5 separate regions of the Homo sapiens genome follow, and all the other regions are linked to region 4. A link is a loop called in an ENCODE intact Hi-C map of the cell type or tissue named here. Cell type or tissue: mammary epithelial cell. All regions are shown on one strand. Region 1 has its middle 3.9 kb from the start of ACOT7. Region 2 has its middle 11 kb from the start of ACOT7. Region 3 overlaps CHD5 (chromodomain helicase DNA binding protein 5). Region 4 holds the start of HES3 (hes family bHLH transcription factor 3). Region 5 overlaps KCNAB2 (potassium voltage-gated channel subfamily A regulatory beta subunit 2).

Region 1 (5,000 bases), 150 kb before region 4:
TGTATTTTTAGTAGAGATGGGGTTTCACCATCTTGGCCAGGATGATCTTGAACTCCTGACCTCGTGATCTGCCTGCCTCGGCCTCTTAAAGTACTGGGATTACAGGCGTGAGCCACCACGCCCAGCCCTATTTAAACCATATATAGATATATACATATTTTTTCTTTTTTTTTTTTTGAGACAAAGTCTTGCTCTGCGGCCCAGGCTGGAGTGCAGTGGTGGGATCTCGGCTTACCGTAAGCTCCGCCTCCCAGGTTCAAGCCATTCTCCTGCCTCAGCCTCCTGAGTAGCTGGGACTACAGGCGCCCGCCATCACGCCCGGCTAATTTTTTGTATTTTTAGTAGAGATGGGGTTTCACCGTGTTAGCCAGTATGGTCTTGATCTCCTGACCTTGTGATCTGCCCACCTCGGCCTCCCAAAGTGCTGGGATTACAGGCATGAGCCACTGCGCCCGGCCTAAACCATATATTTAAAGATAGTTTAAAATATTTAAAGATTGTTTAAAGTGACAGTTTGTCAATATTTTTAAAGAGTATAAGCTAAATATAATGAATTAATATCTGCTGTTGATATAATAATTATCTCTATGAAGTCATTCATAAAATATTTATTGAGTACCTACTATGTGCTAGGCACTCTTCTTGGAGCTTGGGATACAGCAGTGAATAAAACAGTAAAAAATTCCTGCTCTATACCTTCTAGTTGGGGGAGAGGCAATAAACATATGGGTGCAATACGTATTAAATGGTGTTAGGTGCTAACGAGAAAAATAAACCAGGGAGGAAAACTGGGAGTACTGGAGAAGAGTGGGGGGACTGCAATGGGCCTAATAGAGAATGGCTGGGGAAGGCCTTATTTAGAAGGTGATGTTTGCCTGAGTAAAGGGTGGCCCAGGCAGAGGAAGGAGCAAGCGTGAAGCCTCTGAGATATGTCCGGCACATTCGAAGACTGTCCGGGAGCTCAGGGTGGCTGGAGCTAAGTGAGCCAGGGGAGAGAGCTCATGAGGTCAGAAGCGTGGATGTGGCTGTGGGGCAGAACCCTGAATGCCACAGTGAGGACTGTTCAGATCCCAGATTCATTGTGAAGGCAGAGCTTGCAGGATGTGCTGATGGTTTGGATGAGGGGTGTGAGGGAGAGAGAGAGTCACGGGTGACTCCTTGGGTCTTGGCTTGACCAACTGGAGGGACGGGACTGCAATTTCCTGGGATGGCCATTTCTGAGGGGCATCAGGACAAGGTGAGTGTCGGGTACCTGCCATGCAACCAAAGTGAGATTTGGTGCAGACAAGGGATACATGGATCTGGAATTTAGGGGAGAGCTCTGAGCTGGCCAGAGATATGTATTATACAGATGGGACTTAAAGTGATGAGACAGGCTGGGTGCAGTGGCTCATGCCTGTAATCCCAGGACTTTGGGAGGCCAAGGCGGACAGATCACCTGAGATCGCGAGTTCAAGACCAGCCTGGCCAACATGGTGAAACCCTGTCTCTACTAAAAATAAAAAAATTAGCTGAGTGTGGTGGTGGGGGCCTGTAATTCCAGCTACTCTGGAGGCTGGAGCACGACAATCTCTTGAACCCGGGTGGCAGAGGTTGCAGTGAGCCGAGATCGCGCCACTGCACTCCAGCCTGGGCAGCAGAGCGAGACTTTGTCTCAAAAAAATAAAAATAACAATAAATTTAGAGTGATGAGACAGCCAGGCATGGTGGCTCATGCCTGTAATCCCAGCACTTTGGTTTGGGAGGCCAGGATGGGTGGATCGCTTGAGCCCAGGAGTTCGAGACCAGCCTGACCAGACTCTATAAAGAAATACAAAAAATAGCCGGGCATGGTGGTGTGTGCCTGTGGTCTCAGCTACTCAGGAGGCTGATGTGGGAGGATCATGTGAGCCCAGGAGGTCGAGGCTGCAGTGAGTTGTGATTGCACCACTGTGCTCCAGCCTGGGTGACAGAATGAAACCCTGTCTGAAGGAAAAAAAAAAAAAAGTGATGAGACAGAATGAGACCTCAAGAGTTCAAGCACTGCTTGGGGCTTGTCTAAAGTTCTGACAGGAGGCAGGGAGGCAGTGCCAGCAGAGCAGGCTGAGCAGTGGCCAGCGAGGGAGGAAGACGGACGTGAGGGAGGAGCGCTTCCAGGATAGGGAGGTCACATCTGCTCAATGCCGTTGAGAGGTCAAGGAAAATGACTTCTGACAACAGATTATCGGATTTAGCAACTTGGAAGGAATTAGTGACCTTGATAGATTGACTGGTAGAATCAAAAACCAAACTGGAACAGGTTCAAAGGAGGATGGGAGGTGAGGGGAGAGGGTGTGTGTGTAAGCAGCTCTTTTGAGATGTTTTGCTGAAAGCAGGGATAGAAATGGCCCATAGCTTGAGGAGCAAGTAGAAAATAGCCTAACACGAGAAGGTGAGACTGTGGAAGGTGCAAAATCAGTGTAAATCCATTAGCACTATGGCCAAAATCATTCACAAGGTTTTTGCTGAGGAATTGGGCGCCCCCATTGCCATCCTTAAAAACAGGGCAACATCATAAGTAGTAATCTGGAGCACTATTTTCTTTCTACAGTGCAGAATGGGTACATGATAATCTCTGGGCTGAGCTGTTATCTTTTCTGGGTCCCTCTACCACCTTCGGGGTAGTGATGTGAGCAGGAGGGACAGATGCTGTCTCAGGTGGAAGGGTAGCCACACCCTTTCCCAAAAGTATAGGAACTGTTCCAGATCACTTTTTGGCCTCACTCTGGAGGGCCCAGGCTATTTCATTCTAAACCACTTGGCCCATCCTTGTCTAAGATTCCCTCTGGTTCAGTGTGTGGCTGGAATCTGGCTTTTTGTGTCCCTGATTTGTGTCCCAAGCAGCATTTGAACTTTTTTTTTTTTTAAGAGACAGAGTCTATGTTGCCCAGGCTGGAGTGCAGTGGCTGTTTACAGGAGCCATCAGAGGGCACTGCAGCCTCAAACTCCTAGGTTCAGGGGATCCTCTTGCCTCAGCCTCCTGGGATTATGGGTGCAAGCCCCCATGCCAGGCAGATTTAGAAGATTTTGAACAATGAAGTGTCTGTAATGCTCAGAGGAGCAAGCACACCTATACAGGGAGCATGGGGTCTTAGTAAATTCTTGCTGCACTCATAGCTGGGGGAAGAGCAGTATAGAGAAACAGAAGGTTTGAGGAGGGAAGAGGAAGAAAGGCCCTACCTCAGCCTGCCAAGTAGTCCTCACAACGGTCAGGAAAGTATTTATCACCCCCATATCATAGGTAAAGAAACTGCCAGGCTGGGAACAGTGATGCACACCTGTAATCATAGCACTTTGAGAGGCTAAGGCAGGTGGATCACTTGAGCCCAGGAGTTCAAGACCAGCTTGGGCAATGTGGTGAGGCTCCTTCTATACAGAAAAGTACAAAAATTAGCTGAGCATGGTGGCACATGCCTGTGGCTCCAGCTACTCAGGAGGCTGAGGTGGGAGGGCTGCTTGAGCTCTGGAGGCAGAAGCTGCAGTGAGCAGGGATTGTGCCACTGTACTCCAGCCTGGGTGACAGAGCCAAGACTCTGTCTCAAAAGATTTAAAAAAAAAAAAAAAAAAAAAAAGGAAACTACCTTGCCTGAGGCTCTAAATCTAGTTACTGCTTCCAACCATTTCAGGATTCAATTGGGAAGAGGTGGTGTTTGAACAGGCTTGGGGGCCCTTGATGCTTGCATCAACTTAATTCTCACTAAAAAACAAAAGTCTGCGTCCGGACGAGGTGGCTCAGGCCTGTAATCCCAGCACTTTGGGAGGCTGGGGTGGGTGGATCACCTGAGGTCAGGAGTTCAAGACCAGCTTGGCCAACATGGTGAAACCCTATCTGTGAGAGGTGACAGCATGCTGGCAGTCCTCACAGCTCTCGCTCGCTCTCAGCGCCTCCTCTGCCTGGGCTCCCACTTTGGCGGCACTTGAGGAGCCCTTCAGCCTGCCGCTGCACTGTGGGAGCCCCTTTCTGGGCTGGCCAAGGCCGGACCCGGCTCCCTCAGCTTGCGGTGTGGTGTGGAGGGAGAGTCGTGGGCGGAACCGGAGCTGCGAGCGGTGCTTGCGGGCCAGGGCGAGTTCCAGGTGGGCGTGGGCTCGGCGGGCCTCGCACTCGGAGCCGCGGCCGTCCCCGCCGGCCCCGGGCAGTGAGGGGCTTAGCACCTGGGTCAGCAGCTGCTGTGCTCAATTTCTCGCAGGGCCTTAGCTGCCTTCCCCCGGGGCAGGGCTCGGGACCCGCAGCCCGCCATGCCTGAGCCTCCCCCCACTCCATGGGCTCCTGTGCGGCCCGAGCCTCCCCAATGAGCACCGCCCCCTGCTCCACGGCACCCAGTGCCATCGACCACCCAAGGGCTGAGGAGTGTGGGCACACAGTGCGGGACTAGCAGGCAGCTCCACCTGCAGCCCCAGTGCGGGACCCACTGGGTGAAGCCAGCTGGGCTCCTGAGTCTGGTGGGGACATGGAGAACCTTTATGTCTAGCTAAGGGATTGTAAATACACCAATCGGCACTCTGTATCTAGCTCAAGGTTTGTAAACACACCAATCAGCACCCTGTGTCTAGCTCAGGGTTTGTGAATGCACCAATCAACACTCTGTATCTAACTACGCTGGTGGGGACTTGGAGAACCTTTGTGTCGACACTCTATCTAGCTAATCTGGTGGGGACATGGAGAACCTTTGTGTCTAGCTCAGGGATTGTAAACACACCAATCAGCACCCTGTCAAAACAGACCACTCTGCTCTACCAATCAGCAGGATGTGGGTAGGGCTAGATGAGAGAATAAAAGCAGGCTGCCCGAGCCAGCAGTGGCAACCCACTCTGGTCCCCTTCCACGCTGTAGGAGTGTTGTTCTTTCGCTCTTTGGGTCCACACTGCCTTTATGAGCCGTTAACATTCACTGTGAAGGTCTGCAGCTTCACTCCTGAGCCAGGGAGACCACGAACCCACCAGAAGGAAGAAACTCCAGATGCGCCACCTTAAGAGCTGTAACA
Region 2 (5,000 bases), 160 kb before region 4:
GGGTGCATTGGCTCACGCCTGTAATCCTAGCACTTTGGGAGGCCAAGGCGGGCGGATCACCTGAGGTTGGGAATTCCAGACCAGCCTGACCAACATGGAGAAACCCGTCTCTACTAAAAATACGAAATTAGCCAGGCGTGGTGGCACATGCCTCTAATCCCAGCTACTTGGGAGGCTGAGGCAGGAGACTTACTTGAACCCAGGAGGCAGACGTTGTGGTGAGCCAAGATCGTGTCATTGCACTCCAGCCTGGGCAACAAGAGCGAAACTCCGTCTCAAAAAAAAAAAAAGAAAAAAGAAAAGAGAAAAGTAACATCTAAAAGCGATTATTGGCCAGGTGATTGCACCAATGCACTCCAGCCTGGGTGACAGAGCGAGACTGTCTCAAAACAAACAAACAAACAAATAAAACAAAACAAAAGAAAAGAAAAGCAATTATCTGGCCAGGCATGGTGGCTCATGTCTGTAACCCCAGCACTTTGGGAGGGCAAGGTGGGCAGATCACTTGAGGTCAGGAGTTCGAGACCAACTTGGACAACATGACGAAACCCCTGTAATCCAAGTTACTCAGGAGGCTGAGGCAGGAGAATCACTTGAACCCAGGAAGCAGAGGTTGCGGTGAGCTGAGATTGCCCCACTGCACTCCAGCCTGGGTGACAGAGTGAGACTCTGTCTCAAAAAAATGAAAATAAAAAAAGCAATTATCTAAACTTCCAGCTTAAGAAGCTAGAAAAAGATGAGCCAATTAAATCCAAAATGTGTCAAAGGAAGGAAATAAAAAGAACAGAAATCTAGAAAACAGAAAATAGATGAAATACTTGAAACCAAAAGCTGATTTATTTAAATCATCAATAAAATTGATAAACTAAGCTTGACTACTAAAGAAAAAAGAAATGTTGCAAGTTATTAATATTGGGGATGAAAGAGGGGAGTCACTATAGATGCCACAGACATTAAATGAATCATAATTTGGCAGGGTATGGTGGCTCATGCCTGTAACCCAGCACTTTGGGAGGTTGAGGCAAGCAGATCACTTGAGGTCAGGGGTTCGAGACCACCCTGGCCAACATGGTGAAACCCCATGTTCAACAACAAAATACAAAAAATACAAAAATTAGCCAGGCATGATTGCGGGTGCCTGTAATCCCAGCTACTCGGGAGGCTGAGGCAGGAGAATCATTTGAACCTGGGAGGTGGAGGTTGCAGTGAGCCAAGATTGTGCCACTGCACTCCAGCCTGGGCCACTGAGTGAGACTCTGTCTCCAAAAAAGAAAAGAAAGAAGTGCAGGCCAGGTGCAGTGGCTCATGCCTGTAAGCCCAGCACTTTGGGAGGCTGAGGGTGGATCACGAGGTCAGGAGATCGAGACCATCCTAGCTAACATGGTGAAACCCCATCTCTACAAAAAGTACAAAAAATTAGCTGGGCATGATGGCGGGTGCCTGTAGTCCCAGCTCCTCAGGAGGCTAAGGCAGAAGAATGACGTGAACTCAGGAGGCGGAGCTTGCAGTGAGCTGAGATTGCGCCACTGCATTCCAGCCTGGGCGACATAGTGAGACTCCATCTCAAAAAAAAAAAAAAAAAAAAAAAAGAAATGCAAAGATCCTTATATTCATTATTCATGCAATGCAACATTATACAGCAACAAGCATGCACAAATTCCTGCTACCCACTACAGCACTGATGTTGTGGATGGTTATTCCCTTTAGGGAGAAGAGGTCCCCATATTTGGCAGAAAGCAAGAGAAGCACTTCTGGGGTGCTGGTGATGTCTTCCTTGATCTGGGGACGGGTTAATGGGTGCATTCCTTTATGATCATGCATTAAGCCGTACAATTACGATTTGTGCATTTTTTCTGCAACTGCCCTTTATGAATACCCAGATGGTTTCTGTACCATGTGGTATCATAGGTAAGATACTAGCGCCCAGCACAGGGCCTGGTATATATAAGATGCTCAATAAATGCCTGTTTGGCCCTTGAGAATGCTCACTATGAATTAGGTATAATGGTGCTATCTACCAGGCTCTCCCTCTGCACCAGGCCCTGCTCTGATGTGTGCCTGGTAACTCACCTAATCTTTATACAAACTTGACAAGGTAGATACTATTATTGCCCCATTTTCAGATGAGAAAACTGAAGTGCAGAGGGGCCAAGGAACTTACCTAAGGCCACACAGCTAGGAGGTGCATGGAGGTGGGTTTGGACTGTAAGACTCCGGACCCTTTGGTTTATAACATTTTTACTCAACTAGTTAGCCGCCTCATCACCAGTTAGGAAGCCCCTCCAGGTCATTCCCGCTGATGCTGAATCTAACTTGAGTTATTGTCCTGCTGAGGACAGAAGGTAGTTCTGCTCTCTGAGTGATCCTAGGTGTCAAGATGAATGTGTGGCCGTTTCGCCCAAATCTCCCTCATCTGGTGGGCGTTTGGTTGGAAGGCAGTTCTTTCTCTGGGAGCCTGCTCACCAACGGTGAGGAAGCGACTCGGGCACCGTCTTGGGCTCCGGCCTCTGCTGGGTGGGGCTGCGGGCTGGGAGCAGTCGCCTCCAGTGTGTTGGCCACAGTCACACTGGTGCAGAGCTCCCGCTGATTATCTCCTGCACATGAGGGCCCTTTAGCTCTTCACACAGCAATTACTTGATGCATAAAACCAACATCGTTTTTCTTTAAGGCCCTTGAGAAACATACAATTATACCTCAGCTTTTTATTATCATGAGGAAAAATAGAATTACCCTTGACTGTGTGTCTTTTGTCATAATCACGGAGTTCTTGTTAAAAATTTGAGTGGGGGAACGTTTATTGTGATTTGTAGCAAGACCGCCCCAAGAGATGACGCCCAGGTGGGATCCCGGGTGGGGCGCGGGACCCAGCGCTTGGGAATTTGCTCGGCCCCTAGGTGGAGCCAGAGGGCCACAGACCGAGAGACGGAGCGCCTTGCGGCTTACGGGAAGCAACGCGGAGAATTTCACAGGTCATGTCACTTTTATTTATTTATTTATTTATTTATTTATTTATTTATTTATTTATTTATTTGAGACGGAGTCTCGCTCTGTCGCCCAGGCTGGAGTGCAGTGGCGCGATCTCGGCTCACTGCAAGCTCCGCCTCCCGGGTTCACGCCATTCTCCTGCCTCAGCCTCCCCAGTAGCTGGGACTACAGGGGCCTGCCACCACGCCCGGCTAATTTTTTTGTATTATTAGTAGAGACGGGGTTTCACCGTGTTAGCCAAGATGGTCTCGATCTCCTGACCTCGTGATCCGCCCGCCTCGGCCTCCCAAAGTGCTGTGATTACAGGCGTGAGCCACCGCGCCCGGCCAGGTCATGTCACTTAGATCTCCTCCCACTAACCCCGTTAATTTGCAGGCACCGGGGCACGGCTATAATTCTAGTTATAAAGTTTGACCTACTTAAAGAGATGATCTCCAAATGCTGCTTTTGGGAAATGAATGTATGTCTACTCCAAACATAGAGGTGTTTTTCTTCTCCGGGAAATGACCCATTTATTTTTGACCTTCCCTCTTGGATTATGGGTCCCGCTTTCAAATGGGTCGTTTATGAGTTTTAGGTCTCTTTGGAGTGGTTCATTCTGGGGTCAGAGCACTTGACTTTAAAGATCAGGTTAGGCCAGGCACAGTGACTCATGCCTGTAATCCCAGCACTTCGGGAGGCCAAGGCAGGAGGATCACTTGAGTCCAGGACTTCGAGACCAGCCTGGGAAACATACTGAGACCCCGTCTCTATAAAAATCAAAAGAATTAGCTGGCCATGGTTGGTGGTGCACACCTGTAGTCCCAGCTACTCAGGAGGCTCAGGTGGGAGAACCTCTTTAGTCCAGGAGGTTGAGGCTGCAGTGAGCTGTGATCATGCCACTGTACTCCAGCCTGGGGGACAGAGCAAGACATTGTCTCAAAGAAAAAAAAAAAAAGGCCGGGTGCGGTGGCTCACCCCTGTAATCCCAGCACTTTGGGAGGCCGAGGTGGGTGGATCACCTGAGGTCAGGAGTTCGAGACCAGCCTGACCAACATGGAGAAACCCTGTCTCTACTAAAAATAGAAAATTAGCCAGGCATGGTGGCACATGGCATGCCTGTAATCCCAGCTGCTTGGGAGGCTGAGGCAGGAGAATCTCTTGAACCCGAGAGGCGGAGTCTGTGGTGAGCTGAGATGGCACCATTGCACTCCAGCCTAGGCCACAAGAGCAAAATTCCGTCTCAAAAAAAAAAAAGGTTCAGTTAGGAGGAGAGGCTGTTCCTTTTTTTTTTTTTTTTTTGAGATGGTCTTACTCTGATGTCCAGATGATCTCCCCAGGCTCAGGAGATCCTCCCGCCTCAGCCTCCCATGTAGCTGGTACCACAGGTGCACACCACCATGCCCGGCTAATTTTTTTTTTTTTTTGAGACGGGGTTTTGCCATGTTGCCCAGGCTGGTCTGGAACTCCTAGGCTCAAGTGATCCACCTGCCTCAGCCTCCCCAAGTGCTGGGATTACAGAGGAGAGCCATCGTGCCCCTCTAAGTAGCCTCTTCTGTTTGTCTTTTAGATGTGTCGGCCCTTTGGGAACAGAAGACTATGTGTATGCTTCAGCATTTACTCACATTTCCTGCTGGCAACAGACTTAGGGTCTTGTCTATTCAATTCCATGGACAAGAGGAATAATCATGAAGTGTCTATCATCTCTGCAGAGGATAAACACAAGAGCTAAATTCATTAACATGAAAGAAACACAGTGGCTGTGTGAACAGAGCGGCTCTCCGGCTGCATCCTGTATGATTCCTGGGAGGCTGTGATGGCAGACCCTGGAGAATCCTGCAGTGTCCTCCTCTTGTGTGAATCCCAGCTTGAACCAGTTAGGGTCTTCTCCTTGGGCCAAGGTGATCTGAATCCCTCCCATCTGGTCAAACGCATCCATTCCTGCAGCCCCCAGGACCCCAGGGCTGCTTGGCTTCTCAAGCTGATTCACAAAGCTGTACACAGCCCTTCCTCTATGCCAGGCCCTGTTCCACACA
Region 3 (5,000 bases), 140 kb after region 4:
GGAAGTCCATCGTATAACCTTTCTTAGCCACCCTGGAACACTGGACCTCTGGGGGTGGAGGCAGTGGCAAGTAGGGAGGGAGCGGCTCTCCAAGCCTGCCTGTGCGTGAGAGCTGGGGCACTTCTCACCCTGCTCACCTTGGCTTGTTTCCCAGAGTTGCACACGCTGTGGCAGAACGAGGAGCGGGCTGCTGTATCCTCTGGGAAAATCTACGACATCTGGCACCGGCGCCATGACTACTGGCTGCTGGCGGGCATCGTGACGTATCCTTGGCCAGGCCGGGCTGGGCAGGGACTTGCCCGTTCCTCCGTGGACCTCGGGGAGAGCCCTCTGAGAGCTCCGGGGGAAGCCTTCCTCGTTCTTCCTCAATCTTCCTCACTTCTGGCGGTGGCTAGAAATCCTCGGCATTGCTGTGTCGCCCGCTCCCCGCCGCTGTCATCCCGGCTTCTTCCTTATGTGTCTCTGTCTGGGTCCACATTGCTCTCTCTTTTTTTTTTTTTTTTTGAGATAGAGTTTCACTCTGTCACCCAGGCTGGAGTGTAGCAGCTTGATCTCGGCTCACTGCAACTGCTGCCTCCCGGGTTCAAGCGATTCTCCTGCCTCAGCCTCCTGAGTAGCTGGGATTACAGGTGTGCCCCACCACACCTGGCTAATTTTTGTATTTTTAGTAGAGACGGGGTTTCACCATGTTGGCTAGGCTGGTCTCGAACTCCTGACCTCAAGTGATCCACCCACCTTGGCCTCCCAAAGTGCTGAGATTACAGGCGTCAGCCACCACACCCGGCCTTTTTCTTTTTCTTTTTTTTTTGAGATGGAGTCTCGCTCTGTGGCCTAGGCTGAAGTGCAGTGGTGCGATCTCAGCTCACTGCAACCTCTGCCTCCTGGGTTCAAGTGATTCTTCTGCCTCAGCCTCCTGAGTAGCTGGGACTACAGGCATGCACCACCACTCCCAGCTAGTTTTTGTAATTTTAGTAGAGACGGGGTTTCGCCTTGTTGGCCAGGCTGGTCTCGAGCTCCTGGCCTCAAGTGATCTGCCCACCTTGGCCTCCCAAAATGCTGGGATTACAGGCGCGAGCCACCATGCCTGGCCCCAAATTTTCCTCTTCTTACAAGCATCCCAGTCATTGAGTTTAGGGCCCACCCTAGTCCAGCATGACCCTTTCTTAACTTCATTACATCTGCAAATACTCTATTTCCGAAAAAGGTTCCCATTCACAGGCACTGGGGGCAAGACTTAAACGTATGCACCCCAGGTTGTTGGGGTGAAGAGTTAACCCTCTGAAGCCCCGGGGCTGTGTCTGGTGCACCCAGGGCACCTGTCAGTGTCTGCTGATACTGTCACTGTTGTGTCATCAATATGTTCCTCGTGCAGCTGGGCTTAAGGACTTGCCTGAGAGCGTACAGCCAGAATGCCGACCCCCGGGCTGGCCCCTCCCCCTCCCTGAGCTGCCTCCCCCTACGGCCCCACCACTTCTAACGGCCAGGTTTGCCCTTAATGGTGCCCCACCCAGGCACGGCTACGCCCGCTGGCAGGACATCCAGAATGACCCACGGTACATGATCCTCAACGAGCCCTTCAAGTCTGAGGTCCACAAGGGCAACTACCTGGAGATGAAGAACAAGTTCCTGGCCCGCAGGTTTAAGGTCTGTCTTCTGAAGGGCCAGGGCTGCACGGGGCAGGGAGGGACGGTGTCAGGAGGACCCTCGCAAAGGCAAAGGAATTAGAGAGCAGCAACCCCTCCCCGTGTACCTGGGTCACGCTGCCACGAAGCAGCAGTATGTCCATCAACTAACAGTGGTGGATCCTTGCTCTGGCCCTGGCCCCACTGGGAAGTATCTGCCGCCTTGGGGTGTTGGGGTACAGAGAACCCAGCTTGGTGACAGCTCCAAGGGTTGGCCACCACCAGGCCAGGGTGGGCAGCAGATGGCAGTACGTCCTCTTTCCCTCCTTTCTGCCGGGAGCCTTGGCCTGGGGTGGGCGCTGGTGGAGCACGGAGGGTAGCCATTCAGCGGGAGGGGCCGGGCCGACGCTGCGCCCCGCCCCCAGCTGCTGGAGCAGGCGTTGGTCATTGAGGAGCAGCTCCGGAGGGCCGCGTACCTGAACATGACGCAGGACCCCAACCACCCCGCCATGGCCCTCAACGCCCGCCTGGCTGAAGTGGAGTGCCTCGCCGAGAGCCACCAGCACCTGTCCAAGGAGTCCCTTGCTGGGAACAAGCCTGCCAATGCCGTCCTGCACAAGGGTGAGCAAGTCCTGCCCCCCACGGTGCAGCCCCCCGCCCTTCCTCCTGCCCAGCGAGCGCTCTTGGCTGTAGATGAGGGCACTGATGGGGTAGGGGCTGGGGACAGATGTCAGCCCAGAGGGCGGTGGACTTCTGGGCCAAGATGGAACAGTCCTGTCATCAGACCCCTTATCTCCCCTGCAGGGAAACTGAGGCTGCTTGCTTCTCCAGCCTGTTTCTCAAGCCTGCTCTGTGCGGGCCCCGGCCCGGGCTAGTGACACAGAAAACCACGAAACTGTAAAGGCTTCTGAGTCCTGACAGCGTGACTTAAATGCACTGTGTCTTTAGCCCGGGCAATACCCATCAGCCTGGAGCCTTCTCCTTGGCCCCGTGTGGGAAGGGAAGTAGTTTGCCCAAGATCTCCCAGGATTCAGAGCTTTGGTGCTGGCTGCACATCTCTGCCTGTGGTCACAGGGCACACTTCTGCCCTCGGGGCTCCCGGCTGGTTGGGGGAGGGGTGGCCCTGTGGTGAGAGTTGCTGGACCCCTCCCTGTGCCCTGCAGCCCTCCCTGGTGTACTCTGATCCTGTGCCCAGTAGGGCCTGGGGCTGCAGGTCTCCCTGAGAACTCTTAGGAGGGAAGCCCAGCGTCAGGCAGCGCTTCTGGCTGGCTCGTCTGCAGCCCGTGGGCCCTTGCCCAGCCCAGAGGGGCTCCTGGGAGGAGTTCTTTGGAAGCTCCTGCTGTGTCCCCACTTGGCAGTGCTGCCTGCAGCTTGGGAGGGCCTGGTGCAGGGCACCCCCTGGTGCCCGGTTCTGGGCAAGTGCAGTCATACACCCTTGCAAATAAGCCCCAGCTCTCGGGCTACCTCCCCTGGCACAGCCCTTCATCCCTCCATCCCTCCATGCCTCCATCCTTCCACCCCTCCATCATCCCTCCATGCCTCCGTCCTTCCACCCCTCCATCCCTCTATTCTTTCACCCCTCAATCCCTCATCCCTTATCCCTCCATCCTTCCACACCTCCATCCTTCCATCCCTCCATAATTCTTCCATGCCTCCAACCCTCCATCCCTCTGTCTCTCCATCATCCCTCCTTCCCTTCATCATCCCTCCATTCCTCCATCCTTCCACCCCTCCATCCTTCCATCCTTCCATTATCCCTCCATGCCTCTGTCCTTCCACTCCATCCCTCATCCCTCTGTCATCCTTCATCCCTCCATCCTTCCACCCCTCCATCCCTCCATTATCCCTTCATCATACCTCCATCCCTTCATCCTTCCATCTCTCCGTCATCCCTTCATCATCTCCATCATTGCTTCATCCCTCCATCATCCTTCCATTCTCCCTCCATCCTTCCACCCCCATCCCCCATCTCTCCATCATCTCTCCATCCTTCCATCTCTCCATCTCTCTACCCGTCCATCCCTCCATCATCCCTTCGTCCTTCCATTCCTCCATCCCTCCATTATCCCTTCATCATACCTTCATCCCTTCATCCCTCCGTCTCTCCATCTTCCCTCTATCATCTCTCCATCATCACTCCATCCCTCTATCATCCTTCCGTCATCTCTCCATCCCTCCATCCTTCCACCCGTCCATCTCTCCATCATCCCTCCATCTCTCCACCCCTCCAACCCTCCATCATCCCTCCATCTTTCCACCCCTCCATCATTCCTCCATCCCTCCATCATCCCTCTATGCCTCCATGTCTCCACCATCCCTCCATCATCCCTCCATCTCTCCATCATCCCTCCATCCCTCCATCCCTCCATCCCTTCACCCCTCCATCACCCATCCCTCCACCGTCCCTTCATCCCTCCATCCCCCATCTCTCCATCATCCCTCCATCCTTCCATCCCTCCATCATCCCGTCCCTCCACCTTCCTTCCATCCTTCCATCTTCCATTATCCCTCCATCTCTCCATCCTTCCACCCCTCCATCCCTCCATCATCCCTCCATCCCTCCATCTCTCCATTATCCTTCATCATCCCTCCATCCCTCCATTATTCCTCCATCATCCCTTCATTCTTCCATCATCCCTCCATCCCTCCATCATCCCTCCATCTCTCCATCATCCATCATCCCTCATCCCTCCATCATCCCTCCATCTCTCCATCATCCCTCCATCCCTATATTATCCCTCCATCATCCCTTCATTTTTCCATCATCCCTTCATCCCTCCATCATCGCTTCATCCCTATATCCCTTTATCTATCCATCATCCCTTCATCATCCCTACATCCCTTTATCTCTCCATCATCCCTTCATTATCCCTCCATCCCTCCATCTCTCCACCGCTCCATCCCTCCATCGTCCCTCCATCTATCCATCATCCCTTCATCATCCCTCCATCCCTCCATTATCCCTCCCTCATCCCTTCATTCCTCCATCATCCCTCCATCCCTCCATTTCTCCACCCCTCCATTCCTCCATCATCCCTCCATCTCTCCATCATTCCTTCATTATCCCTCCATCCCTCCAACATCCAACCATCATCCTTTCATCATCCCTCCATCTCTCCACTCCGCCATCCCACCATCATCCCTCCATCTCTCCATCATCCCTTCATTATCCCTCCATCCCTCCATCATCCCTCCATCCCTCCATCATCCCTCCATCCCTCCATCTTCCCCCATCCCTCCACCTTCCCTCCATCCCTCCATCTTCGCTCCATTATCCCTACATTATCCCTCCATCCCTCCGTCCTTCCACCCCTCCATTCGTCCGTCCTTCCACCCCTCCATCATCCTTCCATCGCTCCATCATTCCTCCATCCCTCC
Region 4 (5,000 bases):
GACCCCAAGTGGAGGACCCTGGGCCTGGAGCTCCCTCCCAAACTTTGTCCAGCATCCAGCCTGTTCCCTGGGCTCACTGGGGAGGGAGTTGTCTTCATAGCACACCCAGAGCCAGGGATCCCTTTGTAGTTTTTTGACAACGGAGCATTTCTCTTCTGTACAGGACCCAATAAAAACTTCCTTATGATTTGCACCTGGCATTCCAAGGCTGGTTTCGTAGAAAACCCTTCTACAACCCCACAGCAGGGCTGGCCAGCTGCCCTTAATGTCTTCCTCTGGAACCTGAGTTCTTCTGGTAGTGTGACATTTTTGGGGGGTTGGACTTGCTCTCTGTCTTCAGACAAATGCTCAGGTCCCACCAGCGAGTGAGGAGTGAGATGGTCCTGGAGTAGCAACAGGATGAAGCAGTGGGGTGGGCTCCACAGCCCACCAGTGGAGGAAAGGCCCTATTAGCCCAGGTGGCAACCCCTGCCCCAGGGTTGGCACCTGGGGCTGCTAGTCACCGTGAGCTTGACTGAAGAGACAGAACAGGGCAGGGCAATAGGAGCTGGGCCTAAGCTGCTTGGGACTTGTCGAGCCCCTGTCCCCCCGCGCGCCCGCCCTGGAGTTTGGAGGAAGGACCTTTGGGTCTGCAGTGCAACACCGCCACCTGGTGGACTGCAGAGGGATTTGTCCTGGCCTCTACCCCACCCCACACCGCGGGAAGCAGACCGGAGAGGCCACCCTGGACGGCGACAGCCGGGACTCCCACCCTCGCCCCAGCTCCAGCGAGCCCATTAGGTGCGACAGTGGAGCTGGGTTTTTGAAGGACCGTGGGTCCTTCTCCACGCGTTTGGACCAGGACGGGTTTAGTGCCCTGCAGGTCAGGGCCGCCCAAAAAGAGAAGAGCTTCTGTAGAAAGTTGGTATTTGTGGTTACAAAAGATGCACCTAACTAGGCATCGCAGGGGTGGGAGACATTAGACCTCTGGTGTCCTCTTGATACCGACTTCGCAGATTCGCGCTGGCTTTATTCTGAATTACAAGGTGTCGGGAGAGGGTGCCAGGATCTCTGACCCCACAACCCAAGCTGCCCCTCGCTGGCCCGGACTCCTGGGCCAGAAGCCCAGGGGAAGAAAATCTGACTTGAGAGCCTCCCACCACCGAAGTCCGTGCGCAGCAGTGACCTCATTATGGACCAATAAAGTGGCGCAGCGCGCTCCGAGAGCCGTCCAGGGATTGGATTCTCCGGCAGCCCTAGGGATCTGGAGCTGCGGGGTCTACGGGGTCCGGGCTTGGAATGTGGGCCAGGGTCTTTGTCGAGCGGAAGGCGTTCCCCTCTCCCACGAGAGGCACCGGGTTCACTTTTGCAGCCTTCAAGCTGGTGCCACCAAGCAATGGGTCCCTTCCAGGAACCGCGTGGGCGGGGCGTCCGGTTGGGGCGGTGCATCTTAGGGGCGGGGCTTCTGAGAAGGGTGGGCCTCGGGGAATGCGCCAGCCCGGTGGGCAGCACCGCTTGCGAAGGAGGTCCTTGGAAGTCAAGAGGATCCCGGGTTGGGGGAGGCTGGGGGCCCCTTGCCGGCGGGGCGGGGCCAGGCGCGCTTTGTGCCGGTGGGAACCGGGCGCCCGCGGTCCGCTGAATGGTCCGGGGCGGGGCAGCGATTCTCCTCGCTGCGAGGGGTCAGCTCTGCGCTGTTGCCAACTGCGACATTCCCACCGCTGCGCGGCAACCGGGCGGGGGTGGGGGCGGGCGGGTTGCCCGCCAGGGGTCCCTGGGAAAGGGGCGCAGCCCAGGACACCCCCTCCCAGCCCCTCCGGAGGATGGGCGGAGAGCGAGCGGTCCGGCGTGTGTAGGTGGAGCTAGAGTGGGGGTGGATTATGCCCAGACGCGCAGACCCAGTCCGGCAGGGCTGGGGGTATTTCCCTGCGCTTGCGGGGTGCGCGGCCCTCTCCAAGCCACCCCCGCCCCACGACCAGAACGGACGACTGGGGGGTCCTGGCAGTCACTGTGGGCGTGCTGAAAATAGTCCCTGTGTCGCGAGACCAAATAGGGAGCGCCTTCAGTTCAGGTCATCCCCGGGGCTTCCCCAGGGCCGCCACACGCGCAGGCCCAGCCCGGGACTCTCGGCGCAGCGACTCGACGCTGGCTGCGGCGGGGGGACGCTGGCGGACGAGCCAGGGAGACTTTCGGGGAGGAGGAGCAGGGGTGGTGGGGACCGCGGGCCGCCGGCGGCCGGAGCAGGAGCCCAGACGGCAGGGGTGCAAGGGCGGAACAGCGCGGGCGCCTCCTGGCCCAACCCGGCGCTGTCCATGGTGCTGCCGGCGGCGCTCTCGGGCACCAGGGGGCAGCGCAGGCCGCTGCCGACCTCATCTCCGCGCCGAAGGAGCTGGCTCACGCCGGGCAGGCAGCTGCGGAAGCCCGACGGTTGCTCGGCTCCCCTGGGCACAGGCCAGAGCCCTGTGGGGAAGAGCGGACGCGAGAAACAGGGAGGGGAAGAGAGGGAAGGGGAAGGGGAGGGGGAGGGAGAGGAGGGGAAGGGGGAGGGAGGGGAGGGGAGGAAGGGAGGGAGGAGAGGGGAGTGGAGGTGGAGGGGAAAGGAGGGAGGAAGCGTGTTGAGGAAGGGAAGAGGAGGGCGGAGGTCAGACGACCCGAACGTCTCCCCCGGGGTCCAGACCTACCACCCAGATTGCAATCGCACAGCCAGCCCGGGCTTTACTGCTCCTCCCTCGCCCCCTAGCGAGCTGGGGCCCCCTCCTCACCAACTGCACCTGCCTCCGAGTTGTCCTCTTTATATTTGCTGTCTTGCCATGTTGCCCAGGCTGGTCTCAAAAGCCCGGGGTCAAGCGGTCCTTGAGGTATCCCTCTTTATTTGGCCTTGTGCATCCCTGGCTCTGATCCCACAAGCCTCCCCCTCCTCCCTCCAGCCCTCCCCTATACCTTGCAAGGAGTTCTGAAGGCTTCTCATGTACTTCACGCTCAACTCCAGGATGTCGGCCTTCTCCAATTTGCGCTTCCGGATCTACCCGACCATGGAAAGGTCTATTAGACCGGCCTCCCGAGGTGGAGAGAGGGAGGTTGGGATCGTATCACCCACCCACCCCCACCCCGCCTGAGTCTCACCTGGTGCGAGTAGTGTTTCTCCAGCAGCGACTTGAGCTGCTCCAGTGACACATTGATGCGTGCCCGGCGCTTTTTCTCCATCAGCGGCTTGGAAATCTGCAGATGAACAGCCTTTAGAGTGCAGGACTGCCACCCTCCTGCCCTCGGCACCCCCCCACACCTCCCGGGGAAGGGTGCCTGCCCCTAGTCCCTCAAGACCCCAGACCTTTCGGAAGTTGCCGGGGAGGCTGCCCCGGGCAGCAGGCTCCGTGCCCATGTTGCAGTCCATGCACCAGTGCGAGGCAGCGCCGCCTTTATAGGGACCCTCGTTTACATGTCAATGAGGCCCTCTGGACTCTAGAAACCTTGAGGAGGAGGGGACCGAGGGAGGACGCACTGGGAAGCTCCCCACCTCCTTCCCTCAGCCCCCTCCCATAGCCTAGGCTTCCTCTCACCTTCAGGACCCCCCCTGTCTCCCGAGGGACCCCCCCCTCCCCTTTATCTGTCTTTTCCTTATCTCTCTGGCCTCCACCACTTCCCCAGTCTGAGGACCCCTGCCATGCCCACCCCCTCCATGCCCATCCTGTCCCAATCCCCGTAAGTTCTCCAGTCCCACTTGCCAAGTCCTTGATACCCTGGAGTGCAAGCATTCCAGGGGTCACCTACTGGGGAGGTACATGGGCCAGCTGGCCACAGGCTGCCTCACTGACTATGACAGGGCTCTGGGCTCCCTCGGGACTGATGAAGATGCCAAGGCGACGCCTCTTTATGCACTTCATGCTCTGGTTATACCCGCAACGCCGCATTAGTTGCCCTAATGTCGGGACAATGCAGCAATTTTCTGCCTGTGGCTGCTCAAAGCCAGGCACAAGCTGAGCCCGCGGGGGCCATGCAGCAGCCTGTGTCCCATTAAAGCATGCAGCCCACCCGCGGGGCCACAGCCAGCCTCATCCTTGCTGGGGCCTTGGGATTGGGAGGGGTCCTGGTGAGGGTGCAGCCTGGGTCCTGTGTTCTCTGACACTGCTAGGATCCAACGCGGACTTCCCACAGGAGGCAGGTGGGGTGAACACGGCTGCCTCTCCCTTCCTTACAGCCCTGGGCTTCCAGGCTGGGTGGCTTTGGTGGTAGACCCTGTCCCCATGGAGAAGCACTAGAAGTCTACTCCCATGAGCCTGCTCTCAGCTCCACGCACAGGTGGTGGTGGCAGGAGACCACTGACATTCTGGGAAGAGCTCCAGGCCACACTTCGAGAGATCCAGGGCCCGCACCCCAATCTATGATTCAGACTACGGCGGACCCAGTGGAGGAGGCGCCTGGAGCACTTGCCCCAGGATGGGCTAGGCCTACAGCAAGGCTCTGGGGCCATCCCCCTGGTTGGACTCCAGGAGGCTGAACTGTAGCTGCTGTGATGGACAGGAAGGCTGACCTCCAGGAAGTCCCTGGGTTCAAACCTAGACACCTCCCATGGGCCCTCATGGCTTTAGTTTTTGGGGCTTGTAAAATTATATTCTGAACAATGCAGCCCCCATTGCTTCTGAGGGTGACAGGGAAGTCGCAAAAATTCTGCAGCTGAGCCCTGTGGCAGAGGAATGAACAAACCGGCTTCTGTGTAGGGACTCAGGGTGGGGTGCGCCCCCCAGCTCTATCAAGCCAGGGCATCTCCCCCCAGCCCGCCCCCGCCTACCCTTCCCAGGATAGCGGCGTTCCCAGGCGCCAAGCAGCGTGGAGAATCGCGCCACGCCCTCCCCCTTTCAGGCCGAGGCAGCGGCAACAGCAGCTCTGGGGCTCTGTCCAGCCCGGACCGCAGGGCCCGCGGGCCAGATCCGGGCCGACCCGGGCCTGGGAGGGCGGCGGGGGCCGAGACCAGGCGGCGGGCGCTGGCACGCGCCGGGCAGCTTTGAAGCGCCAGGACCGGCCGGGCC
Region 5 (5,000 bases), 190 kb after region 4:
CAGTCGCTGACGGAGAAGAGGTAAGCACAGAATAAATTTATCTGGGATCTTTAATAACTGGTGGTCTGAGTCACGGAGCATCCCACCCACCCCGTCAACCCTGGTGCAGCAAAATGAAATTCACCAGATAGAGTGAGGCCACCACCCTCCCCGCCCCACCTTCACCCTGACCTGGGTGTAACAACAACCTCTGGCCCATCAACTGCTAAAGGGACTTTGTTGGTGGGGTGAGATGGCTCATGCCTGTAATCCCAGCACTTTGGGATGCCAAGGTGGGCAGATCACCTGAGGTCAGGAGTTTGAGACCAGCGTGGTCAACATGACAAAACTCTGTCTCTACCAAAAATACAAAAATTAGTCAGGCATGGTGGTGCATCCCTGCAGTCCCAGCTACTTGGGAGGCTGAGGCAGGAGAATCGCTTGAACCTGGGAGGCAGAGGTTGTAGTGAGCCGAGACTGTGCCACTGCACTGTAGCCTGGGCGATACAGCGAAACTCCAACTCAAAAAAAAAAAAAAAAAAAAGCGTTTGTCTTCTGGTCTCCTCCACTCCCTGAGAAGCGAGATCCCCAAGGGCGTTTCAGCCCCACAGTGGGACCTGCAGTGTCTCCGAGGCTGCTCAGGCATTTTCCTCGGGGCTTCAGGCAAATAAAAGATATGTTCTCTCCACCTGTGTTAGTTCCCTGCGGCTGCCATTACAAAGATCCCCAAATTAGAGGACTTACAACAACAGGAATGTCTTCTCTCCCACTTCTGGAGTCTGAAGTCCAGGTGTGGGCAGTGTTCCCTCCAAACACCCTCATGAGGTGTCCTTTCCTGTCCCTTCCAGCATCTCGTGGCTCCTGTTGGGGCAGGAGACCAGGGTCTGGAGGCAGGGAACTGAAGGCCAATTCCCGCTGATTTCCTATAACTAAGTCAAAAGGAAAACCCCAACTTTCCACGCCCAAGTAACAAAAGAACCAGAGGCTACTCTCTTTGCATGGCGCCCCCTTTTCTGTGTGGCAGACGAAAAATGGAAAATACCTCTGATTTGTCCCCTCCCGCAACCAATCAGGCTGGCTGTGGGCCAAGTCTTCATTTGCATAGAAGTGTAACTTTGTAACTTCATTTCAGCCTCTAATTGGTCACTTTCTGCAACCAATCAGAATGATCACAGGCCACTACTTCATTTACATAAGATGTACACCAGGTAACCAATGGGAAACCTCTAGAAGGTATTTAAACCCCAGAAAATTCTGTATCCAGGTTCTTGAGCCGCTTGCCCACTCCCATCCTGTGGAGTGTACTTTTGTTCCATCTTGGCTCACTGCAACCTCCGCCTCCCAGGTTCAAGTGATTCTCCTGCCTCAGCCTCCCGAATAGCTGGGACTACAGGTGCCCGCCACCACGACTGGTTAATTTTTGTATTTTTAGTAGAGACAGGCTTTTGCCATGTTGCCCAGGCTGCTCTCGAACTCCTGGCCTCATGTAACCCACCCGTCTTGGCCTCCCAAACTGTTGGGATTACAGGCGTGAGCCACCTCACCCGGCTGCTTTTGTTGCTTCATTCTTTCCTTGCTTTGTATGTGCGTTTTGTCCAATTCTTTGTTCAAGATGCCAGGAACCTGGCTGCACACCCTCCACCGGTAACACCGAGACTCCTCAGAGTCCCTTGGGTTGTGGACCCGTCACTCCACTCTCTATCACCACATGGCCTTCTTATAAGGACACCAGTCGTAGGAATTAGGGTCCATTCTAGTCTTGTATGGCCCCATTGCCCCATCTTAATGATATCTGCAATGACCCTATTTCCAAATAATGTCACATTCTTCTTCTTCTTCTTTTTTTTTTTTTTTTAAGACAGGGTCTCACTCTGCCGCCCAGGCTGGAGTGCAGTGGCACAAATAGGGCTCACTGCAGCGTTGAAATCCTGGGTTCAAGTGATCCTCCTGCATCAGCCGCCTGTGTAGCTGGGACCACAGGCATGTGTCACCATGCCTGGCTAATTTTTTGATTGTATTTAGAGATGGGGTTTCGCCATGTTACCCAGGCTGCCTCCTAAAGTGCTGAGACTACGGGCGTGAGCCACCACACCCAGCCTAACGTCATATTCTGAGGTTTAGGATGAATGTGAATTTTGGGGGGTCTTGATTTAACCCACTAAACTATCCTCCATCACAAATCCTGTCCACATAGGAGAGAGCTGAGGTTTCCCTGAGTTTGGAGGATGGGGTCTGGCCCCTCCTGCATCATCGCCTTGTGTCCTCCACCTTCCTCCCTCCAGCCTAGCCGCCTGGGCCTTCTCTTCGCTCCTCCAGCTGAGAGAGGCATCCATTCCAGACCCCTCTCCTCTTGGGCTGGAATGTTCTCCACATCTTCAGATGATCCCTCTCTCAGAGGGTTCCCCCTCGGCCTCCCTGGTCTTTCTTCATTGCATTGTCCTGCTTTGCTGCCTCGGCCAGTGGTCGCTGTTGGAACTTGTCTCCGTGCAAGCTCGCTGCTTCTCTGCCCCCCACACCCCCAGGCCATGGCTGCCGTGAGGTTGGGGACCTGGTTGCTCTTGTTCATGCAGCAGCTCCAGGATCTGGCTCAGCGCCTGGTGCCAAGCAGACTCTCAATAAACATTTACTGAATAAACAAAAGGAATCAATGACCAGCCCCTCATGAATGCCCAGCGTCTCCTTCTTGAGAAATTTCCAGCAGAACAAGGAGGTCAGCTGTGGCCAAACTAGCGGACCCTTTGTCCTTCCTTTACAGCTGGATTTAGGATACAAAGCCTGAAAAACACTGCCATCTAATGGACTCACAGGAGAAGTGTTTTGTTTCTAAATTACAACCACATATTCAAACAATGGGCTGAAGGACCAAACACGCCGTCCACAGGAGAAAACGTTAAAGGAGCGGTCCTGGCCTGCACTCCACTCTGCACAGAGCACGCAGATGATCCCTAGGGTCTGTCTCAGACGGAAGCCAGATATTTAGTGTTGCCAGATAAAACACAGGACGCCCAGTTAAATTTGAAGTTCAGATAAACAATGAGGAACTTTTTAGTATAAGTATGACCCAAATATTGCATGGAACGTATTTATGCTAAAAAGTTACGCGTTTATCTGAACTTCAAATTTAACTGGCAACTCTACAAGGACTGGGTGGGGAGGGTCCTCTTTGGCTGAATGGCTCTCACAAGGGCATGTTCCTGAGAGGCACAGAAGATAAAGCTGTCAATTTGCAATTGAGAGGGATTTACACCAGCCAGAGAACGGTGGCTAGCAGAGCGCTGTCCGAGGTGCTGAATTCAAAGACAAGCGCACTAAAAAGAATGTCCTTTGGAGGTTCCAAGAAAATTCAGACCTACGTGCCTATCATTAAGAGCAGGGGTCTCCAACACCCAGAAACACATTTTTCCCCATGGAGAAACACACCCACACATTTTTACCCCATGGAGAATTTACTAAACTTTTTTTTTTTTTTTGCGCAATGGAGTCTCGCTCTGTCACCCAGCCTGGAGTGCAGTGGTGCGATCACGGCTCACTGCAGCATCAGATTCTTTGGGCTCAGGTAATCCTCCCACCTCAGCCTCCCAAGTAGCTGGGACTACAGGTGCATGGCACCATGCCTACCTAATTTCTTTGTATTTTGGGGTAGAGATGGGGTTTTGCCATGTTGCCTAGGCTGGTCTCAGACTTCTGGGCTCAAGCAATCCACCCACCTCGGCCTCCCAAAGTGCTGGTATTACAGGCATGAGCCACCGTGCCTGGCCTCATTTTCTTCCTTTATACATTTTTGTTGTTGTTGTTGAGACAGTGTCTCACTCTTGTCGCCCAGGCTGGAGTGCAGTGGTATGATCTTGGATCACTGCAATCTCTGCCTCCTGAGTTCAAGCAATTCTTCTGCCTCAGCCTCCTGAGTAGTTGGGACTACAGGTGCGCCCCACTATGCCTGGCTATTTTTTGTATTTTTAGTAGGTGGTGTTTCACCAGGTTGGCCAGGCTGGTCTCGAGCTCCTGATCTCAGGTGATCCACCCGCCTCTGCCTCCCCAAGTGCTGGGATTACAGGTGTGAACCACCGTGCCCAGCCCTTTTATACATATTTATATGGCTGAAATCAGACTTCCCACCCCACCGCCCCCCTGCCCGGCCCTTACCGATACTTCATGCCTGTGCGCTGGGCGGTGCAGCCGTCCAGGGAAAGGCCGTGCATGCGGAGGAAGCTCTCCATGTTCCTGGCCTGGGCAGCCGCCCGCACCTCCCGCAGCCGCTGCAGTTCCAGCGTGTCCGTCTGGCGGACGGGGTGCAGGGCCCATTCAGAGTGGCACCTGCTGCTCACGCTCCGCAGACTCTCGCTGTACGTCATGGACAGCATGGTGCCGCCTGGCTTGGGAGCTGCCACTGTCCAGACGGTGATGAGTTAGACAGTGTGCCAATGCCCCACGTGCCCCAGGCTGGATGGCTGGCCCTGGGGCAGGGGGCAGCTGCAGCGAAACATCCTTTAACTAGTGCCACCACCAGGTCTTGGTGTCTAGGAGTGGGACCCGGCCCCTGGATGTAAACACCTCTTGGCATGAGATTCTCAGTCCGCAAAGCAGTGCTTGCCAGGAACTCTGGCTAAGCTGCCCTTTTCTGTCCCCTGCATCTGTGAGACAAGCACAGGCAAAGCTGCATTCCAGGCAGGACAGCTGCACCCCAAGTGTCCAAATGAAAACGGGAGCACAGAGAGCATGCAGAGCCTGAGCCCCCCAAATGCTGAAGACCAGGGTTGCTGTTCCGTGGTGACTGCGGTACCATGTCATGGTGGTCTCTTGAGGTGGTTCCCAGGGTAAAACTGGGTCAAAAGCTGTCCCTGGGAAAGCAGCGCAGGGCACACCTGTTGCTGAAGTAAACTCTCCTGTAATTATGCCAGGGAGGCACCTCACCCCCGCATGCCAGGTGGCCCCAACATGGGAAGGTCCTATTTGCTCTTAGCCTTGTAAAGGGAAATGCTATCTATACAACACATTCCCTGCTTGTTGAACGCATCATTGCA

What was found. Hi-C counts contacts between places; a loop is a spot of excess contacts. Peaks named below come from ENCODE experiments on the same cell type or tissue, not always from the same donor. Only the 100,000 strongest peaks of a DNase experiment are listed, where the experiment ranks them.
Region 1: a loop joins it to region 4, with 7 times the contacts of the local background. A loop is called at or near these places in 93 of 110 quality-filtered maps.
Region 2: a loop joins it to region 4, with 8 times the contacts of the local background. A loop is called at or near these places in 96 of 110 quality-filtered maps.
Region 3: it touches region 4 in a loop (23-fold over the local background); 30 of 110 quality-filtered maps call a loop at or near these places.
Region 5: a loop joins it to region 4, with 18 times the contacts of the local background. A loop is called at or near these places in 80 of 110 quality-filtered maps.

The regions. Positions count from the first base shown.
Region 1 is chr1:6,395,144-6,400,143 of GRCh38, reverse strand. No RefSeq gene overlaps it. Among named protein-coding and RNA genes, the nearest start is that of ACOT7, 3.9 kb to the right of the region's middle. RefSeq lists an enhancer at 4,216-4,740. In mammary epithelial cell, a CTCF peak has its summit at 2,945 (motif pointing right); no DNase peak of the experiment used is centred here.
Region 2 is chr1:6,402,739-6,407,738 of GRCh38, reverse strand. No RefSeq gene overlaps it. Among named protein-coding and RNA genes, the nearest start is that of ACOT7, 11 kb to the right of the region's middle. In mammary epithelial cell, a CTCF peak has its summit at 2,893 (motif pointing right); a DNase peak (open chromatin) is centred at 2,918.
Region 3 is chr1:6,107,038-6,112,037 of GRCh38, reverse strand. CHD5 (chromodomain helicase DNA binding protein 5) reads left to right here. Exons shown (of 42, transcript NM_015557.3): 36 at 155-263; 37 at 1,512-1,644; 38 at 2,048-2,243. Among named protein-coding and RNA genes, the nearest start is that of KCNAB2, 64 kb to the right of the region's middle. RefSeq lists a silencer at 2,983-3,082. In mammary epithelial cell, a CTCF peak has its summit at 3,019 (motif pointing left); a DNase peak (open chromatin) is centred at 187.
Region 4 is chr1:6,242,546-6,247,545 of GRCh38, reverse strand. It overlaps HES3 (hes family bHLH transcription factor 3), which reads right to left and starts at 3,367. Exons shown (of 4, transcript NM_001024598.4): 1 at 3,305-3,367; 2 at 3,100-3,195; 3 at 2,917-2,998; 4 at 1,968-2,436. The coding sequence starts at 3,180. The coding sequence ends at 2,039. It overlaps GPR153 (G protein-coupled receptor 153), which reads left to right. Exons shown (of 6, transcript NM_207370.4): 6 at 1-193. RefSeq lists silencers at 1,371-1,670, 1,791-1,930, 2,081-2,240, 2,084-2,435 and an enhancer at 2,672-3,229. In mammary epithelial cell, CTCF peaks have their summits at 655 (motif pointing left) and 2,310 (motif pointing right); a DNase peak (open chromatin) is centred at 2,305; H3K4me3 peaks cover 239 bases; H3K27me3 peaks cover 1,975 bases.
Region 5 is chr1:6,050,877-6,055,876 of GRCh38, reverse strand. KCNAB2 (potassium voltage-gated channel subfamily A regulatory beta subunit 2) reads right to left here. Exons shown (of 16, transcript NM_001199862.2): 2 at 4,123-4,366. The coding sequence starts at 4,340. Among named protein-coding and RNA genes, the nearest start is that of KCNAB2, 7.5 kb to the right of the region's middle. RefSeq lists an enhancer at 1,942-2,442. In mammary epithelial cell, a CTCF peak has its summit at 2,764 (motif pointing left); no DNase peak of the experiment used is centred here.